2 separate regions of the Mus musculus genome follow, and region 1 is linked to region 2. The links are chromatin loops, found by intact Hi-C in ENCODE. Cell type or tissue: left cerebral cortex. All regions are shown on one strand.

Region 1 (8,000 bases), 350 kb after region 2:
AAAAAAAAAAAAAAGCCAGGCGTGGTGGTGCACGCCTTTTGTCCCAGCACTCGGGAGGCAGAGGCAGGTGGATTTCTTTTTTTTTTTTTTTAAAGATTTATTTATTATATATAAGTACACTGTAGCTGTCTTCAGACACTCCAGAAGATGGCATCAGATCTTGTTACAGATGGTTGTGAGCCACTATGTGGTTGCTGGGATTTGAACTCCAGACCTTCGGAAGAGCAGTTGGGTGCTCTTACCCACTGAGCCAACTCACCAGCCCGGCAGGTGGATTTCTGAGTTCAAGGCCAGCTGGTCTACAGAATGAGTTCCAGGACAGCCAGGGCTATACAGAGAAACCCTGTCTCGAAAAACCAAAAAAAAAAAAACAAAAAACAAAACAAAACAAAACAAAAAAACCAGCTGTGACTCTCTTTTGCGAAGTGTGTACCCACACTTGAGGATGTATATAACTTTCTGAAAAGAATTTTTTTTTTTTCCGAGACAGGGTTTCTCTGTGTAGCCCCTGCTGGGGATGCACACAACTCTTTGTGTGTGTGTGTGTGTGTGTGTGTGTGTGTGTGTGTACAACAGCATTCATGTGGAGGTCAGAACACAACTTGATTCTATCCTTCCATCATGGGTCCAAGGGATGGAATAATTCAGGTCTCCAGGCTTGGTGACAGGTGCCTTAACGTGCTGAGCCATCACGTTGGGTCAGTAGCTCTTTGAGAAGGCCACATTCATGTTCTCAAGTGTGTCTTCCTTCCCTCTGTGTATCTCCTTTCTCCTTTCTGGAACCTCATGCTTCTGCCTGCATTTGACTATTCTTATTGTGAGCCTGAAGAGATGACTCCTGGTTAGTGGTTAGTCGCTGTTGCTGCCCTTCCAGGGGAAGTGAGTTCAGTTCCTCCCATCCCCTTGGTAGCTCTCAGCTTCTGTTTACTCTAGCTCTAAGGGATCTTACATTCTCCCCTGGCCTCCGAGATTGCCCCTTTGGTCTCTGTGAGCTTCTGTGAGCCCTGCTTAGTTGATTCTGTGGGACATGTTCTCCTGGTGTCCTCTACCCTTCTTGCTCCTACAGTTTTCCCCCTTTTTTAAGGGGTTCCCTGAGCTGTAGGTGTCTGCTCCCATTAGCGGCTGGGGAAGCCTCTCTAATTACAATTGGGCTGGGCACCCATCTATGAATGTAGCAGACTATCATTAGGAATCATTTTATCAATTTTTCTTCAATCTTAAGGTCCCTGGGCTCTCCAGCTCCTGGTTCTTGGTCATTCAGGCAGGTTGGGCATGTGCTCCATCTGTGGCTGGGACCTCAAATTAGACCAGTCTTGGTGGGCCACACCTACAGGTTCTGTACCTCCATTGCTTTTGAACATTGCCCAGCCTTGTGGGCAGGGCAGGTTGTGGGCTGAAGGTTTTATGGCTGGATTGGTGTACCAGTCCCACCACTGGAAGCCTTCCTTGCATGGTTACAGAAGTTGCTCTGAATCCTACATTACTAGGAAACCTCACTAGGGTCACCCTTATAGAATCCTACGGCTATCTACTGCCATATGTTTCACATCACCCCACCCCCACCCCCAACTGTCCTCCAGTTCTAATCATCTCTTCCCATACTCTCTCTCCATCCTCCCAAAAATAAAATCTTTGGGGGTGGGGGCTCTAACTTTGTTTCAGAAACTGACTAGCCCCATAATAATAATAATAATAGTCACCACAATTCCAGTTTGGCCTGAGTCAAGGGAAACTTGCTGGAGAAGACAGCAACAGTGTACTCATATTAAATAAATAAATAAATCTTTAAAAAATACTAGAAGAATTATTTCTAAAAAAATAAAAATAAAAAAAAAAATAAGATTAAGGACAAGCCTGGACTACAGACCCTTTCTCAGGAAAAAAAAAGGACAGCTTTGGACAGGCCAGATGGCATAGCACATAAAGATGCTTGCCACCAAGCCTGGCAAACGTAGTTTGATCCCGAGTGAAAACTGACTCCTTAGTCAGCACAAGGCAGACATACACAGAGACACAGACACACTCACACACACCACTAAACACAATGTTTGGATGGTTGATTGTTTTTCTTTTTTTAAAAGATTTATTTGCTTATTTTATGTATGAGTAGTGTTAGGAAAGACCCACAGGAGAGATGGTTGTGTCATGTGACATGATGGGGTGTCCAAAGGCTGGAGTGATGGATCTACGAGTCACTGGAATTCCAAGGGTGTCCAGCAAGTGTGCCTTCCGCCTAGCAGGCTTCAAGGGAGCATGGCCCTACCAGTAACTTGAGTTTTAGACCTCCAGCCTCTAGAACTCCTGGGGTCTTTTTTTTTCTTTTTGGCATAATTTTTTTCTTCCTGTGAACTCAGAACCTCTGGAAGAGCAGCCAGTGCTCTTAACTGCTGTGCCATCTCTCCAGCATCTCTCCAGCCCCGACTGGTTTTTTGAAACGGGGTCTCTTTATGCTGTCCTGTTGGTCTTGGAGCTTGCTGTATAGTTCAGGCTGTCCTCAAACTCACAAGAGATCCTCTTGCCTCTGGCTCCTGAGCGCAGGTTATTAAAAGCATGTGCCACCATGATCTTTATTGTAGCTATGAGGGAGGGAACAGTCAGAGGCATCCGGAAGAGCCCAGAGCTGAGAAAGAACAGAGTGGACTGAATAGGGTCAGCTGACTGGACCTGACTGTGAGGGGAGCAGGAGCTGTGCAGAGAGGGAGAGACAAGACAAGACCAAGAGGGCACAGAGCTGAAATCGCAGGGTTATGAGGAGAAATGAGTAGCTGGGGAAGGGAAGCCCATGAGTGACGTTTAGGGGAGGGAGCAAAGCGCACATTAGCCCACAGACCTGGAGGCTAGTGTGCGCTTCCCTATGCTGACAGGCACCTCAGACAGCCATGTTCCTTCTGCCAGTGGTAAGGGAAATGACGTGGCTCCTTTGATAAAGGGGAAGCAGCTCCAGAATCTCAGGAAATGCAGTTTCCTTTGCACCTGACACAGAGAGAGAGACCCTGCCTGAAAAAAAGAAGTATCTGGGCATGGCAACCCAAAACTTTAATCCCAGCAAAGGCAGGCAGATCTCTGAGAGTTTGGGTGGGCAGGAGTGTGGCAATCAGAGGACAACTATAAGAAGTCTGCTCTCTTCTTCCACCCAGCAGGAACTGGGGATATTAGCTCATTTGTCTTGTGCACAAGTGCTTTTACCTGCTGAGCCATCTCGCTGGCCCAGAAAAGTTAACAGTTAAAAACTAGCACAAACTTGGTGGTGGTACAAGCCTTTAATCTCAGAACTCAGACGGCAGAGGCAGGTGGATCTCTGTTCGAGGTTACGCCTGGTCGACAGCCTGAGTTCCAAGACAGCCAAGGCAACACAGTGAAACCCTGTCTTGAAAAAAAAATAAAAATAAAAACCATCACAAAACAGGCTTTAGAATCATTCTCTCATAACAGTTACCTGGGATTGAACCCACAGTGTGACATTCACTATGTATACATTAGTTCATTCATTGTCCCCTAAGACAGGCAAGGTAAATACTAATTAACATAACCTATTAAATAGCGGGAAAACACAGCTCCAGGGAGTTTACTTTTTATGGTTAGGTTTACTCAAGTGGGGTACAGATTCTACTTGTTCCCTCCGCCCCGCCCCTCACTCTCTCACAAGGCACGCCCTTGGTCGGCCCCGCCCACCTGGGCTCCCAACTCCGCCCAGAACTCCCCATCTTTGTCCACGTCCAGCCCCGCTCCTCTCCCGGATCTACCAGGCCCCGCCCCCGTCGGCCCCACCCCTCACTCGGCGGCTCCGCCCCTCACTCCGGTTTTACCGGCCTTCGGGCTGGCCCTTTACCGGTATCCCACCAGACCCCGCCCCCGGCAGGCCCCGCCCCTCTTAGAGGAGCGGTGTCTGCAGTTGCAGGCCATGGCCACAGGGCGGCAGCCGCGTGACTCGGGCTGGGCCGCTCTGGGCCGCGCTCCTCGTTCACCCTCGGACTCGGCTCCCACTGCTAGTGGCAGCTCTGCCCGCGCCGAGAGCCGACCTGCCGGGCTCCTAAGCGGCGGACCCACCACCTCGGCTCCTCCGAGCCGGACCGAGGCCGCAAGCAGCACCGCGGGGTGTGGGGCGGACCCAGGATATGAAATGACAACGTCAACCCTCCAGGTACTTGGGTGCGGCGCGCCCGCGGAGGCCCAAGGCGGCAGGGCCTGCGGGCCGCGGAGCGGACGGGCGGTGGCCTCCTCGGAGCCCGGCCTGGCGGTCCCTGTCAGGCTGCCTCGTCCCACCCGCGCTGCAGCCTCTCCCGCGCTCGGAGCCCGAAGGACGTCTCCACTGAGCCCCGGCCCAAGCCGAACCGGCGGGCCGGAGCCCAGGACGCGCAGCCGGGGCTGAACTGCCGCCTTGCAGCGGCGCCGCCTCCCCCTGAGCGCGCCCGGGTCCCGCAGGTCGCTCCGGGAGCGGCGTTCACCCGCTCCTGCCAGGCGCCCTGGCAGCCCCCTGAGCTGCTTCCAACGAGCCCCGGGTTTCTCGGCCAGCCACCCTTCATTCATTCCCTACGTCCTGCAGGGTGATGCTGGGGTGGCGCCGCCCGGATGAAGGAAGGGCTCGTTCTAGAGCTGTCAGAAAGCATAAACACTGTCAGGCCTCAGGCTTGTGTTTAAATCCCAGCCCTGCCACTCACCAGTGTGTCTAGGTTTTGGATGTTGGAATGTTGGATTTCCTCATCACTAAAATAGGCAGTGCCCTTGTAGGGTGGTTGTCAGACGACTTGAGACAATAATTCAGGGAAAGCAATTATAACATAGGTTCAGCATATCATGTACTCGGTAAGCCTTTGCTAATAAAGTAAGCGTTTGGGTGGAACCAAGTAAGACTTTATGAAGGAAGGGACTTTAGCCAGAGCATCAAAGAGTGAGTGATATTTGCATATCTGGTGGTGGTGGTGGCTGCTCCAAGTAGAAATACAGGAGTAAATTTCTGTTCTAGGCTTGAAATTAGATGGAATTCAGAACTAGAACCCACCATTCACTGCAGAAACTGTTCTGTTTGTTCTTAGGGTTAAACCAACTTCGGCCTGATCCCACCTGCCTGGCCAGAGTTAGCACTACATGTGAACCAAGAATATTATCCAACTTTTAGGAAACAGTTTTATGAAGAGCTAGCACTCATGCTATAACGGTCACATATTTAAACTGTACCATCCAGGGCTTTTAGAGGTTTGAATCATCACCAAAGAAACTCTACGCCTTTAACCACTGCTCCTCAGCCCTACTGTCCCATGTAGCATACTCTGTGGCATTGTACGTTGTTGTGTTTGCGTGCATATGTATGTATGGTGTGCATGTGTTGTCTGGGTATGACAGTGCCCGCACACGCATTCCCATGACCTGCCCGTGTGGGGAGGTCCGAGGATAACATGCACGCATCGGTTCTCTTCTGGATGTTCAATTCAGGCTGTCAGACTCCGGTAGGAAGCGGATTTCTTTTTTCCTGGGATTTCCTTTATTCTTTGACGTTTCATACATGTCAACCATGAGTCTGGGTCTTGTGTACTTCCAGCTCCACCCCCTACTCCTGTGCCCCCCCTCTCAGTAACCCGCTGTGCCCAGTTAGTGCTTCTTAAATTTTGATTGGTCTTAGTGAGCTCATCTGGTGCAGGTAAGCTGCATTTCACAGCACCCCTCCAGCCTCTGGCTCTTTCCTCCCCTCTTCCAGTTTTTTTCTTGTGCCTTGGGGACATGGGTGATAACTCTCAGGGCTGAGCCCTCCCTCAATAGACACTAATCTCAGTTAGGAGTCTGCATTGACTGCTAATCATCTAACCAACTCACCACCACTGAGAGGAGCAACTTCTCTGGCCTAGATTATATCTGTGGAGATAAGTATAAATACTTAGAGGACAGATCAGCATTATGTCATCTAATAAAACAACAGTGTAGATTCTTCTCTAGGCCTGTGGTCCCTAAGCCATGGGCTTCTGACCAGCTTTACAGCGCCAGATCTGAATTCTTCCCTGTACAGCAGGCCTCAGATCCAAGCCAAATATAGTTGAGCGCCCCCATAACTTTTGTGCCACTATTGGACCAATGGCAGATCAGTACTGTAACATGCATGGTTGGCTTCAGGGATACTATTGATGTCTTTTCTCCCCCCAGAGACTAACACTATGACAGGCAGGCAGCAGGTCAGTTTCCGCTTGCTTTCTTTTTGGTTTTGGTGGTGGTGGTGGTGGTGTTTTGGGGACAGGGTTTCTCTGTATAGTCCTGGCCATCCTGGCTAGCCAGGCTGGCCTCAAACTCAGAGATCCACCCACCTCTGCCTCCTGAGTGTTGGGATTAAAGTCATGTGTCCCCATCACCTGGCTGAAGTTTTTTATTGAATGGAGTCATACACTGTGTAGTTCTGTCTGATTTGGCTTAACCTGATATTACAGTCATTTACATTGTTTAAATGACTTGGGAAAGGGGCTTTCAGGCTTTCATGACATAATTTAAAATTCAGATTTTGGGCTGGTGAGATGGCTCAGTGGGTAAGAGCACCCGACTGCTCTTCCGAAGGTCCAGAGTTCAAATCCCAGCAACCACATGGTGACTCACAACCATCCCTAATGAAATCTGATGCCCTCTTCTGGAGTATCTGAAGACAGCTACAGTGTACTTACATATAATCAATAAATAAATCTTAAAAAAAAATAAGATAAAATAAAATTCAGATTTTGATGCCTATAAATAAAGTTTTATTGGATAATATTCTAGCTCATGTCTGTAACTGCATTTGTGCTGCAGAGATTATAAACTCACAAAAATCTAACAGACTTGCTGATTGGGTTTTTACGGAAATTCTGTCAGGTCCCTGTGAGCACATGTTTGTCACACTTTTTCTTCATCTCAGCCTTTGCCATGGGTGTCACTAGAGATGTGGCAGGGCTGTCAGTTTAATTTGTCACCTTACCTCCTGTTATACAAAGCTGTTTCTCTCCTTTGAAACTAAGACCTCCTTAGCAAGTGAAAGACAGTATTGGTTGCCAGAAAAATGTAGTGCACCAGTAGGAGTTCTAATAGTGTTCAGCAGAGATGAGACAGGCCTGCGGTGCTTTGTGGGGGTAGAGGAACCTCAGGTATTGTTCTGAGCCTACTTTTGTTCTTTTATTTTTATGCATGTATTTTGCCTGTTTGTGTATATGCCCCTTGCTGCATGCCTGATGCTCTGTGTCCAGAAGGAGGTGTCGGATACCCTAGAGCTGGAGTCACAGACAGTTCTGAGCCACCACATAGGTCCTGGGAATCAAACAAGGGCCATTACAAGAGCAAGTGCAGCCAGGCTTGCTGGCATACGCCTTTGCACCTCTCTGGAGGCTGAGGCCAGCCTCATTTACATTTGGAGTTCCAGGACAATCAGAGCCACTGAGTGAGACCCTGTCTCAAAACAAAACAAAAAAGAGCAGCAAGTACCATGAGCTGCAGAGTCATCTTCCCAGATTCATATTTCTTTTATTTTGTTGGGGTTGTTTTGCCTGCCTATATGTCTGTGCACCAGGGTTTTTTGTTTTGTTTTGTTTTTTGTTTTTTGGGAATGGGGATGCTTTTTCGAGACAGGGGTTCTCTGTGTGGCCTTGGCTGTCATGGAACTAGCTCCATAGACCAGGCTGGTCTCTGACCTGACTCTGCCACCCAAGTGCTGGGATTAAGGTATGTGTCATGTCACCACCAGGCTATCTATGTATCTATCTATCTGTTTTCTGTTCCTACTTATTTGCTCAGTGTCTGGGAAGAGTTGAAGGGGCATCTGATCCCCTAGCTGGGATTCAAACCAGATTTCTCTACAAGAGCAACAAATGCTTGTAACTGCTGAACTATCTTTTTTTTTTCCTATTTTTTTACATCTTATAATCATTTATTTATGTGTGTTGAGGTCAGAGGACAACTTTCAGGAGCAGTAGGTTTTCCTTAAGTGTGGGACCTCCTCAGGAATTAGGTGTCTCCTTCCTCTGTGTGTTCTAGGAATTTAACTCGAAGCTCCAGGT
Region 2 (8,000 bases):
TGAAAAAGACCTGTGGCATACTTGTAAAAAATTAGACCTGGTGGCTGTAAGATGGCCTGCTTGTCTGCACATAGTGGCTTCTGGTCAAGGACGCAGATAAATTGACTCTGAGACAAAACTTGGCACATGTCTTAGAAAGTGTGGTTCAGCCCCCAAGACCGATGGCTGACTAACGTTCTTGAAAACATTATCCAACTGTTCCCCTGACGGATGGACACATTGTCAGAGCTTTTTGTTGACTGAACGAGTGACCTTCGCTCCCCCTGCTGTCCTCGATCTCACTACTGCCTGAGACTTCACCTACTCATCATTGTGCTGACATTCTGGCAGAAGAAACTCATACTCGAAATGATCTGAAGGATCAGATCAGCCTTGGCCTGAGAGTTTGAGCTGGTACACGGATGGCAGTAGCCTGAAGGTTAAAGGTAAGCGGAAGGCGGGGACAGCAGTGCAGTGGTGGACAGAAAGCAAGTGATCTAGGCCAGCAGCCTCCCTAAAGGGACTTCAGCCCAGAAAGCTAAACTTGTGGCTTTAATACAAGCTCTATATATACAGACAAAGAGAGCTGTTGACATCTGCAGAGAAAGACCTAAGATGCTGTGGTTAAAAAAAAATCAGATGGACATCAGATGGCAAATCTAACCGCCCAGGCATCCTAAAGAGCAATGATCCTGACAGTCTGAAGACTATCAAGTTATAGACAAATTAAGACTGGTAAAAGAAACCCTGTATGACATAGTAGAAACTGAAAAAAGAAAACTAGTCCTCTCATGAGAAGACAGACCTGACATCTACTGAAAAATAGACTTTACTGGAAAAAATATGTGTATGAATACCTTCTAGTTTTTGTAAACGTTCTCAAGATGGATAAAAGCTTTTCCTTGTAAAAAAAACGAGACTGATCAGATAGTCATCAAGAAGATTGTTAAAGAAAATTTTCCAAGGTTCGGAGTGCCAAAAGCAATAGTGTCAGATAATGGTCCTGCCTTTGTTGCCCAGGTAAGTCAGGGTGTGGCCAAGTATTTAGAGGTCAAATGAAAATTCCATTGTGTGTACAGACCTCAGAGCTCAGGAAAGATAAAAAAGAATAAATAAAACTCTAAAGAGACCTTGACAAAATTAATCCTAGAGACTGGCACAGACTTACTTGGTGCCCCTTCCCCTTGCCCTATTTAAAACTGAGAATACTCCCTCTTGATTCAGTTTTGTTTTACTCTTTTTGAGATCCTTTATGGGGCTCCTGTGCCCATCACTGTCTTAAATGATGTGTTTAAACCTATGTTGTTATAATAATGATCTATATGTTAAGTTAAAAGGCTTACAGATGGTGCAGAAAGAAGTCTGGTCACAACTGGCTACAGTGAACGAGCTGGGTACCCCAAGGACATCTTACCAGTTCCAGCCAGAGATCTGATCTACATACACCTGCGTCATGCTGAGACCCTCAAGCCTCACTAGAAGGGTCCCTGCCTAGTTCTGTTTACTAATCTGCCTTATTCTGTTTTTGTTCCCATGTTAAAGATAGAGTAAATGCAGTATTCTCCACATAGAGATATAGACTTCTGAAATTCTAAGATTAGAATTACTAACAAGAAGAAGTGGGGAATGAAGAATAAAAAATTACTGGCCTCTTGTGAGAACATGAACTTTTTACCTCGGAGCCCACCCCCTCCCATCTAGAGGTTGTTCTCGGAACACTCCTAAACTTTTCACCCCAAAACTCCTCACCCTAAAGTTCGAACCCTCCCAACTAAAAACTGTTCCAAGAACATTTTTGAGATAAAGGCCTCCTGGAACAACCTCAAAATGAACCAGGTACTCCTTAGTTACGTAGGTTCCTTGATAGGACATGACTCCTTAGTTACGTAGATTCCTTTGGCAGAACTCCCTAGTGATGTAAACTTGTACTTTCCCTGCCCAGTTCTCCCCCTTTGAGTTTTACTATATAAGCCTGTGAAAAATTTTGGCTGACCGTCGATTCTCCTCTACACCACTAGGTGCCACTAGGTGTATGAGTTTCGACCCCAGAGCTCTGTGCTTTCATGTTGCTGCTTTATTTCGACCCCAGAGCTCTGGTCTGTGTGCTTTCATGTCGCTGCTTTATTAAATCTTGCCTTCTACATTTTATGTATGGTCTCAGTGTCTTCTTGGGTACGCGGCTGTCCCGGGACTTGAGTGGTCTGAGTGAGGGTCTCCCCTCGAGGGTCTTTCACCATCACCCAACAAAACCAAGATATTCCAATGGGGCTGTCTGTAGCTAACACATTCACAGATACAGGATATGTGTGTGTGCGTATTTATCTTTAGATTAAAGAATTATTTATTTTACAGTTATGAGTATTTTGCCTGTACGTGTGTCTGTGCCCCACATGAGTGGCTGGTCATCTTGGAAGCCAGAAGAGGGCATTGGATCCCCTAGAATTGGAGTTATACATGGCTGTGAGCCACCTTGTAGGCGATGGGAATTAAACCTGGGTCCTCTACAAGAACAACACCACGGATCCATCTCTCTATCCCAGTGTGTATTTACTTTTAAATGTCAGAAAAAGGAATCAGTAATACAAAGTTGAATATTTTTTGTTACTGTTACTTTTGGGGAGAAAGTTATGAACTTGTCTTGCCACGTCAGCTTCCCTGAACGCTGGTGTCATTGGTGTGAGCTTCTCTTTCAGGGTCTATGTACATCTGTGAACTTTATTTATTGTGTTTCTTTCAGTACTTGAAAATTTACATACTAAAATGTGTATTATTTTTACGAGAAACTATTTCTGTTCCCTCCCCCACCCCCTGGGTTGAAGTACTGAGGACCAAACTCATGGTTGTGTGCTAGAGTGTTATTACTGGATAACATTTCCAATCCTTCATAGCTTTTAGACGGTCTCACTAAGCTGCCTTCACTGGTTTTGAACACGTGATTCTCTATAGCTGAGATTTAGAAGCATGGGCCACCATGCAAGACTACTTGTGTTTTTTTTCTTTTTGTTTTTGAGTCAGGGTCTCTCAGAGTTCCTGGTTGGCCTTGAGCTTACTATGTATGTAGACCAGGCTGACCTTTGGTTCTAAGTACTAGACTTAAAGATACATGTCACCACATTGGTCTTTTATTTTACCTTTTCAATTATATTTTCTTTCTTTTTTTTTTTTTTTTAAAGATTTTATTTATTTATTATATGTAAGTACACTGTAGCTGTTTTCAGACACACCAGAAGAGGGCGTCAGATCTCGTTACGGATGGTTGTGAGCCACCATGTGGTTGCTGGGATTTGAACTCTGGACCTTTTGAAGAGTAGTCGGGTGCTCTTACCCACTGAGCCATCTCACCAGCCCCCTATATTTTCTTTTAAAAAATATTTTGTAAGTTATGCTTGTGCATGCGTGTGTATGCGCATGAGTTGCTGGACCTGAGTTTGCAGGCTGGTGTCTGATAGGGATGCTGGGAATTGAACTGGGGCGCTCTGGGAGAACACAAGAAACTGTATCTTGTTTTTTTTTTTTTTCCCGGAGAAGGGGCGTTCCAGACAGAGTAGGCCCCGCCCCAGGTCTTGGGCCCCGCCCTCCAGCAGAGGACACGCCTCCGCCACATTCAAAATGGCGGCCGCGCTGGCCCACTTGGGTGTTTGAGCACGTCGCAGGTCGCTCCACTCCAATCATGGCGGCCTCCGGACCGGCGGCGGCTGCGCCGAGTGGCGTTCTGGTGACATGTGGTCTGGAGCAGGTTCTGGAAGCGCTGAAGTTGCTGCTGAGCCCGGGAGGTGAGAGGACGAGTCTCGGCGCGGGGCTGGACCTGAGGCTCGCGGGGTCGCGGGTCACCCAGGCTCGCCCTGGCTGCTACCGCATGTTTCCCGCAGGCCCTCCCGGCATCTCCATCCCCACTCCCGGGAGCGCTTGGGCTCTGTGCAGTCTCACTTAAAACTTAAACTGAAGCTCCAGGAAAGGGCCTGCAGTCCGCTGACCGCTGATGCCGGCCGAGGTCCGTTGGGCGCCTCGCTGAGCAGCGGCTTCGGTCCACTGTTTGCTCCAGCACAGCCCTGACACAGGGACTGGAGACGCCTTCACACAGGTGTAATGTGATGTCCCAACCGCTTGAGGGCTCCGAGCCTGGTGTGCACGCTTGAGATTTGTACAAAATGCCAAGTGACCAGAGATGCCCAGCAGGGACGTTTTTTGGCTGAATTTGAGGAAGATTTTTAAGGGTTTCTGTTTTGGTATCAGAGGTGCACAGTCACCTTTAATCACTTGTTGAGTTAACTTCCCAGTTTAGTATTTGAAGAGACCTTGGGAATAGTGAGACCTTGCATTCTCACTGTTGAGTCCCAATTTGTGGTGGTTTGAACTGCCTCTGCCTCCCCAGTGCTGGGATTAAAGGCAAGCATGACCATTCACACCTCCTGCCCCTTTCTTTCTTTAGACAGGGTATCACTGTATAGTTAAGGTTTGTCCTGGAACTCACACCTCAAATCAGGTGGTTATATTAGAGGGATGTCCATGGACCTAGAACTCAGTTCTGCCTGATCTCCTTGTCAGACTAAGGCAGATTATTCAGAATAGAACTTCTGATGGCATCTGGAAACGTAGAAGGGTGTAAGAAAATAGGATCCTAATTATAAGCACAGCATGTCTGGGTGCGTGTAGAATTATCAAGGTAAAGGCAACGTGTGTGATTACAAGGTGAACACTCTCGGTCTTAAATGTCGACCCCCAAACTACAGCTGCAAACATTACAGAGTACTTAGTGGGACGTGAAAAGCAATTAGTAGTAGATGATTGCCTACTAAGCGCCAGTCCCTATAGTCCATTTACTTGTAGATCATTTAGTCCTCACAGCAGTCTCCTAAGTATTAATAGGCATTAATTTTTGCAGAGGAACATACATGTACATTGGAAATTGCCCAAAGTAAATCAAGTTCGTGACAAACCTCAGTTCCTTCACTAAAAGCTTGCAAAATATACTCTCTTGCCCCAATTAAGAGTCAACGGCAGGATACGTATTTTATTTATTTATGTTTGAATGCCTATTTCTGTGAGTGTATGTATGCTGTGTGCATGCAGTAGCCCACAGAGGCCAAAAGAGGGTGTCAGTTTATCTGGAACTGGAGTTACAGGCAGTTGTATCACATGGGTGCTAAGACCCAAACCCCAGTGCAGAAAGTGGTCTTGCCCAATGAACCATCCTTCCGGCTTCCACATTAAAAGGAAAAAGAAAAAAAGATTATTTTATTTTTTTAATAATATGTATGTGTGGGTATGTATGTGTGAGTGAAGTTATCCAGAGAAACCAGAAGTGTCAGATCTCCCTGGAGCTGGAGTTATGGGCAGTTGAGGCATCTGACATGGGTACTGGGAACTGAGCTTGTACCTTCTGTCTTTTAACTTACTAATGGAGAGATCCCTTGTTCAGCATTTGGCAGTCGTAGCTATTGGGTTGGTTTAGTTTTGATTTGTTTTTTCCCCCAGTTTTGAGATAGGGTCTCATGTACCCCACATAATGAAGGGTAATCTTGAATTTCTGTACCATATAATGAACTTAAATTTCTGATTCTTTTACCTCAGTCACCTGAATGCTGGGATTACAGGCCTGCAGTGTCACACTGGTTTATGTAGTACTGGGGCATCAAACCGAGGGCATCTTGCCTGCTGGGCAATTAGTCTACCAGCTGAACTACATCCACACCACTGTTTCCAAACACTCTTGTTTGGAAGGGGAAAAAAAATAGTATGCTAAAATTCTTCGTTTTTAAAGAAGGTTTATGCTATATTTATTTATGTGTATGCGTGTGGGTGCCCATGGAGACCAGAAGAGGGCACTAAATCCTTTGGAAATGGAGTTATATGAGGTTGTGAACCCTTTTATGTGGGCGCTGGGAACTAGATTCTGGTTCTGTGAGAGGGCGCTAAGTGCTCTCTGCTGCTGAGCCATCTCTCCAGCCCCCTAAATTATTCTATGTTGTGTATGTAGACTATTGTGTACTGCATGGATCTGGATGTGGCTTTTTTGTTCTTTTCTGTCTTTTTTCTTTTCATTTTTCTTTTTTTTTTTTGGTATGACTTTTTAAAGAGAACGTTTCATGTTATAGCCCAGGCTGCCCTGGAACTCTCTGTGTAGTGCAGGCTGGACTCAAACTAATGGCAATAACTGCCTCAGTCTCCTGAGTAACTCGGTTACAGGTGTCAGTCTCCTGCGTAACGGGGTTACAGGTGTGCACCACCAAGCTGGCTGTTTCGTTCTTTTGTTTTGGTGTTGGGGATCAAACACCAGGTCTGTGCTTGCATATGCTGTATCAGGTTTAGTTTACTCCTGCAGTGTGTGTGTGTGTGTGTGTGTGTGTGTGTGTGTGTGTGTGTGTGTGTTTGGGATAGGGTGTAGCTCTGTGCCCTTGACACCTGCTTTATAGAACAGGCTAGCCTCAGATTTTGGGGATTTGCTTGCCTCTACCTCCCAAGTTCTCAAGTTTGAGTGCCTGTACTGGTCATCTGGATCTTTTTTGGTGAGGGTAGACCCCCTCTATCCCCGGGTTTGGGTCAGGGTCTTACTCTTTAGCTAAAGCTAGTCTAGAATTTACTGTGGAGACTAGGCTGGCCTTGCAGCAGTCTTTGTGCCTCATTGTCCTGAGTGCTGCGTTAACAGATGTCACCACTATGACTTCCTGTAGTAACATTTTAAAGGAGAAATAACTGGTAAAGTGCGGCATTGCTTTATATGTTTAATATATGTTTAATCTCTTTTTTGTGTGTGATGCTGCAGATCAAACTGACATATGTACCTGTGTACATCCCCAGCCCTGGCTCACAGTTACTGTACTAGTCAGTCAGTCAGTCAGTCAGTCAGTCAGTCTATTTATCTGTCAACTTGACACGACCTAGGGTCATTCGCTAAGAGGGACTCTCAGTTGAGAAAATGCCTCCATCAGATTGGCCTGTAGTCGAGTCAGCGGTGCATTTTCTTCTTTATGATTGATGTGGGAACGCCCAACACACTGTGGGCAGTGCCTGGGCAGGTGGTCCAGGGTTGTATAAAAAGGAAGGGAAGCAGCCATGGGTCACAAGCCAGGAAGCAGCATTTCTCGTGGTCTCTGCTTCAGGTCCTGCCACAGCATCCCTAGATGCCGTAAGCCAGAGAAACCCTGTCCTCCCCAAGCTGCTTTTGGTCTTGGTGTTTGTCAAAGCAGTCGGTGCAAACTAGCGCGGTTATTGGGGAATTGTTTTCTCCTTGCAGACTTCTTGACATGGGTCCTTCATGCCACATTTTGAGAACTGCTACTTTAGCTTCAGTGTTGGCGTATTTATTGTTTTATTGTGGTCTAATCCCTCTACCAGCAGGTAGGAGAGCGAGGAGGTTAGAGGGGAGGGGTGTAAACCTTTATAGGCTGCTTCCTGCTGGTTAGGGCTGTTGGGTTCCTTGGGCAAGTCCGGTCTTCAGTGTCATATCTCTAATTTCTGTCAAACTGCAACAGTATCTAGGAAAAGTGAGGGTGGGGGAGGGGAGCAGCAGCCACCTTCTTCTTCACCTCCCACCAGTCCTGGGGCTCTGGTATTTATACTTTCTCCAGAATCCCCAGAACTAAACCATCTGCAGCTGACAAAGATCATGCCCCCTCCTAGAGCATTGAGACAGTCACAATTAACGGCTGTAGACAAACTGAAGCAGTCCCATATCCCACACCAGGGATTAAACAAAAAAATATATTCATATAACATAACCGAAATCAAAATTCTCAGAACTCACCAGACATGGTGCCTCTAATCCCAGCACTCAGGAAGCAGAGACCAGTCTGGACTTGAAACAGCAAGACCGTGTTTCAAAGCTAAGCTGGTGCTGGGGGGACGGATGTGGGGTTTGCTGCTGAAGAAAAAGAGGAGCCAAGCCAGGTGGCCCATGCCTTTAATTTCAGCACTCTGGTGGTAGATGGGGGTGGATCTCTGTGAGTTCAAGGCCAGTCTGGTGCTCAGAGCAGTTCCAGGGCAGCCAGGGCTACACAGAGAAACCCTGTCTCAAAACAAAC

The links. A loop is a pair of places that touch in the nucleus more often than their neighbours do. Peaks named below come from ENCODE experiments on the same cell type or tissue, not always from the same donor. Only the 100,000 strongest peaks of a DNase experiment are listed, where the experiment ranks them.
Region 1: a loop joins it to region 2, with 3 times the contacts of the local background. A loop is called at or near these places in 3 of 42 quality-filtered maps.

What each region holds. Positions count from the first base shown.
Region 1 is chr8:107,027,351-107,035,350 of GRCm38, forward strand. It overlaps Vps4a (vacuolar protein sorting 4A), which reads left to right and starts at 3,919. Exons shown (of 11, transcript NM_126165.2): 1 at 3,919-4,141. The coding sequence starts at 4,121. In left cerebral cortex, a CTCF peak has its summit at 3,902; a DNase peak (open chromatin) is centred at 3,889; H3K4me3 peaks cover 1,978 bases; H3K27ac peaks cover 944 bases.
Region 2 is chr8:106,679,504-106,687,503 of GRCm38, forward strand. Tango6 (transport and golgi organization 6) reads left to right here and starts at 3,565. Exons shown (of 18, transcript NM_173037.1): 1 at 3,565-3,752. The coding sequence starts at 3,650. In left cerebral cortex, CTCF peaks have their summits at 3,312, 4,080 and 5,072 (motif pointing right); DNase peaks (open chromatin) are centred at 3,626 and 4,012; H3K4me3 peaks cover 1,002 bases; H3K27ac peaks cover 609 bases.